Linked DNA regions of Homo sapiens: region 1 is linked to region 2. Evidence: chromatin loops called from intact Hi-C (ENCODE). Cell type or tissue: ascending aorta. All regions are shown on one strand. Each heading gives the region's core, and the rest is flanking DNA. Links, peaks and the distances in the headings are about the cores only. Region 1 has its middle 78 kb from the start of DRD2. Region 2 has its middle 21 kb from the start of TMPRSS5.

Region 1 (2,803 bases), core at 265-2,764, 170 kb before region 2:
GTTTAAGTCCTTTTTGGAAGAAGGCTGGAAAGTAATGGAGCAATGAATGAACCATTAGTGTAAAATTCAAAACCAAACAAAGTCAATTCATGGCCTAGTACAAAACTTCAAAGAAGTTCCAGAAAATCAATTAGCTGTTGGTTATTACACAGAGCAGTAAACCTCATGTGAGTATTTCAGAGACAATTAAAAGTATCAGGAGTATAAACAACTCAGAGTTCAACCAGACCAAGAATTAGCAAACTTTTCTGCAAAGGGGCAGGTAGTAGATATTTTAGGCTTTCAAGCTATATCATCTCCACAACTACTCAACCCTGCAGTTGGGGTGCAAAAGCAGCTGCAGCAATATGTAACCAAGTGAGCATGGCTGTGTTTCAATAAAACTTTATACACAAAAACAGGTGGTGGGCCAGATTCCACCCATGGGCTGTGTATAGTTTGCCGACTGCTGATCTAGAACAATGTGCTTCTGTGACAAATGAAGTAACAAAGACATGGACAGATGAAATGACTGTCGCAGCCAGTTATGAAAGAGAGAAAAGAGAAAGTCATTTAACATTCATTCAACAAAGCTTTATTAAGCATGTATTAGATCCAGGCTATTCTAAACACAGGAGAGGCAATGATAAAAGAAAGAAAGAAAGAAAAAGAGGTTTTCTGGGTGAGATTCCTGAGACTTCACATTCCAGCAAGGGCAGCAGGCAGTAAAACAAAACAAATAAATAAATAAACATAAATGAATGAGAGGCCAGGTGCATTGGCTCATGCCTATAATCCCAGCACTTTGAAAGGCTGAAGCAGGCAGATAGCTTGAGTCCAGGAGTTCGAGACCAGCCTGGGCAGCATGGCAAAACTCTGCCTCTACAAAAAAATACAAAAATTAGCCTGGCATGGTGGCACGTGCCTGTAGTCCCAGCTACTTGGGATGCTGAAGCAAGAGGATCATTTAAGCCTGGGATGCAGAGGTTGCAGTGAGCTGAGATCCTGCCATTGCACTCCAGCTTGGGTGACAGAGCAAGACCCTGTCTCAAAAAACATAAAAAAATAAAATAAGCAAATGAATAAGATACCATCAGGCAGCAATAGTGCTATGACTATAATGAAAACGAAATGTGGCAGGAGGCGGTTTTGGGCATGGGGGTGGGGTAGCAATTAAATCGGTTGTCAAGGAAGAATGGAGCCCAAACATAAATGACAAAAAGTTGCCATCCATGGAGAGATCACATCTAGTAAGCTCATGGCACGTGCACTCAAGCTTCCCAGGCTGTTTCTTGCAGATGTGGAAACCGAAGCTACAAGAGCAGCAGGATTGGTGTGGTCCGGAAGGATTCCTGTGGTGTGGCATGGTCCGGGAGGATTCCCAAGTCAGTTCTCTCTGGCTCCAAAGCTTAGACTCTTTCTTTCACACCCGCACATTCCAGTCGTTTCACAGAAGGATGACTCAGAAATTCCCTCAGAAATTTAAAACACCGTCTTAGTCTGAAGTGTTTGGTTTGGGGCTGGAACACATACTAAAATTTTGACTAGATATTACAGCATCAAAAACTGCTCTGATGACCAGATGACTGAAATTATTAAATTTTGCACTTTAAAGAATGAACTAGTCTTTTTTCTTAAAATATTTCATATTTTATTTCTAAAGGAGATAAAAGAGAAGCTTTCAGCCTGCTACTTTCAAGCATCTCATCTGCAGACAAAATCTTCATGCATAATATTTATTCCCAATAAATGAAAAACCAAAATGAAATGCACTTTTTCTGTTTTAATATTGGTTTTTGAAGTACTAGAGACACGTTGATATGCTATATGAGAATTTTGAGTAGCTACATGCAGCTTGCTGATTTGTTCAAGGTGATTGTGAGGCAAACAATTCTCATTGTCTTTTTTTAATTTCAATGTGAGTGTTCCTTATACTTCCTCTCTTCAACCAGTGATCCATTAGGAGTAAAAATTAAACAAAATATGACTAATCATAGGAACAGTTCCACCCACTGGGGGGCGTTCACACCCACCAGAGCATGGAGTGGTGTTTAGCTGAAGGACAGACCCCTACATATGCTCACTCCATATGCACCTGCAGCAACCCAACTGTTCCTTTTAGAGGGAAGAGAATATTTAAATAAGCATTCTGTTCATTGACTGTTATGAGCTAGGAGACAGGGACTTTAAATGTCTTTAATGAGAAGGCCCAACCCTATTGCTCAGGCCCAGGCCCAGCTGGCGGTGAGTGAGGCTTAGAGGATGAAAAATATAAAGAGGCACCACTCTCAGGGCTGACCCCACACAGGAGCAATTCTGAGAGTGGGTGCTGCCTTAAGATATAGGAGTTAAAAACAAATTATTTAGGCAGATAGTGAGGGTAAGGAAGTCCTCACTAAGGTTTTCCTTTTAATGAAAAGCAGCCCCAAAATCATTTTCTTTTCTAACAAAGAGCAGCCTGTAAAATCGAGCTGCAGACATAGAAAGGGAAGCTGGAAGTTTGCACGGGTGAATGCCGGCAGTTATGTCAATAGAAATAGGCTACCTGGGACTAGGCATGATCAAAATTTGGCTCCATCTTCCTGTCTCTTTGCCAGCCACATGTACAATAAGGAGCAGGCAAGATCCTGGCCAAGTGGAAAGCCCATTTGCATAATAAGATCAGGGTGGGGCTACCAGCCTTTCACTTCGTGCTATGTATATGTCACACCTTGTGGAACTAATCTGTGGGCCCTATGTAAATCAGACACCACCTGCTCAAGCCTGCCTATAAAATCTGCTGTGGTATGCCTCAGGCCAGTTTTTCCCTTTCAGATGCCCAGAT
Region 2 (2,803 bases), core at 172-2,671:
CTTCCTTTTTTGATCCCCACATATTCCGCCCACAGCTCCTAACAATCTCTCCCAAGATTAGATTTTTAAAAAACAGAGAACTAAGAATAAGGGCTTCTCAGGAGCCCTTTTCTTATACTCTGAAGCAAACTTCATCGCAAATTTAAAAAGAAGGTGTTTGCTAACTTTGCTTCATTGGAAGAATAACATTTTCTCTCAATGAGACCATAACTTTATCTTTATTTAAAAAAAAAAAAAAAACACTGTCATATAGGTCTGCTTCTCCTCCTAAATGAACTATTCTTTCCTTCTTACTGCTTTGCTGGCAGAAATCAGTTAAAAAAAAAAAAAGCCAAATAAAAACTAAGAATCTATTGAGTTCTTAGGGATCCCAAGTTAATTTCTCACAAGTTGATAAAGTGAACATTAAACAACCAGGCACTTGGGGTGATTAGAAACAAACAAAAAAAAGAATCAGAACTAATACTTCCATATGCATGTACTGCGGCACCACCCAGCCAGCTAGAAGAGGTGGCTGATATTTTTCTTAAATTAACAAAAAATTGACATAGATGATTTCAGTTCTCCCTAGTTAGCTAGAGGTCCCACTCTGCTAAAAATCAGAATGTCCAATGTGATTTTTAATTGCCTTGCTAATAACCACCTTTCAGAAAATCAAAGGAGAGGGAATTTTTTATCCAAAATATCAGTTAGCAAAATATTGCAAATTTCACAATAGGTGAGGAAGACATGCTGTGGCATAGGCATAGGCCCTGGCTTTAGAAAACCATGTTTCAAAGAGCACAGAAAAATGCCAAGAATAATCTCACGGTCATAGAAAAACATCGTACTATGGATGAAAAGGGGAGTGAGAAGGGAGGTTTTCAAATGGAAAATATGACCATAAAATAAAATATGATGATACAATAAAAAGCAGAACTGCAGCTGCAGGTGGAAACCAGCAATAAATTCTATAACATTCTATGACAATATAAACAAGACAACAAACAGTCCCTTCGTAAGCAAAACTATAAGAATAGCCTGAACGTGGAAAATTAATAACAGGAAAATCAAAGGCCAGAAAAGCATTATTTCAAGGAATTTGGGGTGGGAGAAGGGAGTATGGTCAGTGAAAGAAGAGGAACAAGAAAGAGATTATGCCTGAAGTTGATGACTTGATGTTAAAAAAAAAAAAAAAAAAAGGAGATGCCAGAGGCCTGGTAGAGTGGCTCACTGCCTGTTATCCCAGCACTTTGGGAGGCTGAGGTGGGAAGATTGCTTGAAGCCAGGACTTCAAGACCAGCTGGGCAACAAAGCAAGAACCCAGCTCTGCCAAAAAAAAAAAAAAGTTTTAAATTAAATAAAAAAGTTTTAATGACAGAAAGCTGAAGGGCTCAAGCAGTATTTTCCTTTTATATTCTCTATCGAGAATGACCTTCAACTTGAAAAGGCTAGAACGAATGTAGTTGAGAGGAAAATGAAGCCTAACATAAATGAAAAGATAGGAAAAGAAGCTGGGCACGGTGGCTCACGCCTGTAATCCCAGCACTTTGGGAGGCCGAGACGAGCAGATCACGAGGTCAGGAGTTAGAGACCAGCCTGACCAACATGGTGAAACTCTATCGCTACTAAAAATACAAAACTGAGCTGGGCATGGTGGTGCATGCCTGTAATCCCAGCTACTCAGGAGGCTGAAGGAGGAGAATTGCTTGAACCCGGCAGGCAGAGGTTGCAGTGACCTGAGATCACGCCACTGCACTCTATCCTGGGGGACAGAGCGAGACTCCGTCTCAAAATAAATAAATAAATAAAATAGGAAAAGAGAACCTAGGTTTTCAGTGAGTTCACAATACCAGACCCAGAGAAATTATATCCTATGGGACTTACAAATAAAAGAAACTGCAAATGCAATAACAAAACCATGTTACATAGTCCTTGAGATGAGCAAATACTCTAATTTTCAAAAAGGGGGCAAAAGATCTACTGTGACTTCAGACTAATGCAACTGAAGCCAATTTTACAAACGATCTTAGAACAGATTACTATATAAATAGTTGGTAAGCAAAAGTTCTAATTTTTTTAGTTTTAAGCAATAATGTAGATATAGATATGGCAAACTAGACTGTGTTTAGGAACAGAGCTTAGTATTGAAATTAAATGAAATTTATAATAGTGAATGACACACTTAATGTTATACATAATTTTTATCATCCTGCACGGTAATCAAGCATAAATGGAACCCTTCATGCAAATAGAAACGATTCATATTCTTTTAAAGCATCATTTCTAAAGCAGGGAATGGGGAATGGGAAACAGAAGCCAGCCAGTGGCTGCTCCACTACCGACCATTCCACTCAGACAGATCTTAGGGAAGGGGTAGCTCTGCCTTAAACCAAGCCAGTCCCAGACTCCAGCAGCCATCAAGTCCTAGGACTCAGTAGGTGAAGCTGGGTAACCATGCCTTCTGGGATTCTCTGTGAAAGTAACCCCAGATAAAGTGGTTCTAAGAGTACAAGGGATATACTCTCTGATCAAACAATCAGTAAGAGGAAAGCCTCCCATGCAGATTTTGAACACCCAGAAGCTATGGGATTGGGTTAGGTAGAGCAAGTGGCTGAGGCAGAGGAAAGGAGCAGACAAAGGGGAAGTGGAGGCATGAGTCAGCTGTCAGCTGCTTTGGGGGTGTCTGTTATTTAATACTGAATGTTCAGGGAATGGGAGTGGAGTGGAGATACTAGGATGAGCCTGAGTGGAGAAGTGCGGTTGGGGGCAAGAGGAGGAAGGAAGACAGCTCCTGGGAGCAGAGGCAAGCGGGAATGACAAG

Evidence for each region. Peaks named below come from ENCODE experiments on the same cell type or tissue, not always from the same donor. Only the 100,000 strongest peaks of a DNase experiment are listed, where the experiment ranks them.
Region 1: a loop joins it to region 2, with 2.5 times the contacts of the local background. A loop is called at or near these places in 17 of 110 quality-filtered maps.

The regions. Positions count from the first base shown.
Region 1 is chr11:113,552,077-113,554,879 of GRCh38, forward strand. No RefSeq gene overlaps it. Among named protein-coding and RNA genes, the nearest start is that of DRD2, 78 kb to the left of the region's middle. RefSeq lists an enhancer at 1,639-2,140. In ascending aorta, for the core only: no CTCF peak of the experiment used is centred there; a DNase peak (open chromatin) is centred at 1,345.
Region 2 is chr11:113,726,325-113,729,127 of GRCh38, forward strand. No RefSeq gene overlaps it. Among named protein-coding and RNA genes, the nearest start is that of TMPRSS5, 21 kb to the left of the region's middle. In ascending aorta, for the core only: no CTCF peak of the experiment used is centred there; no DNase peak of the experiment used is centred there.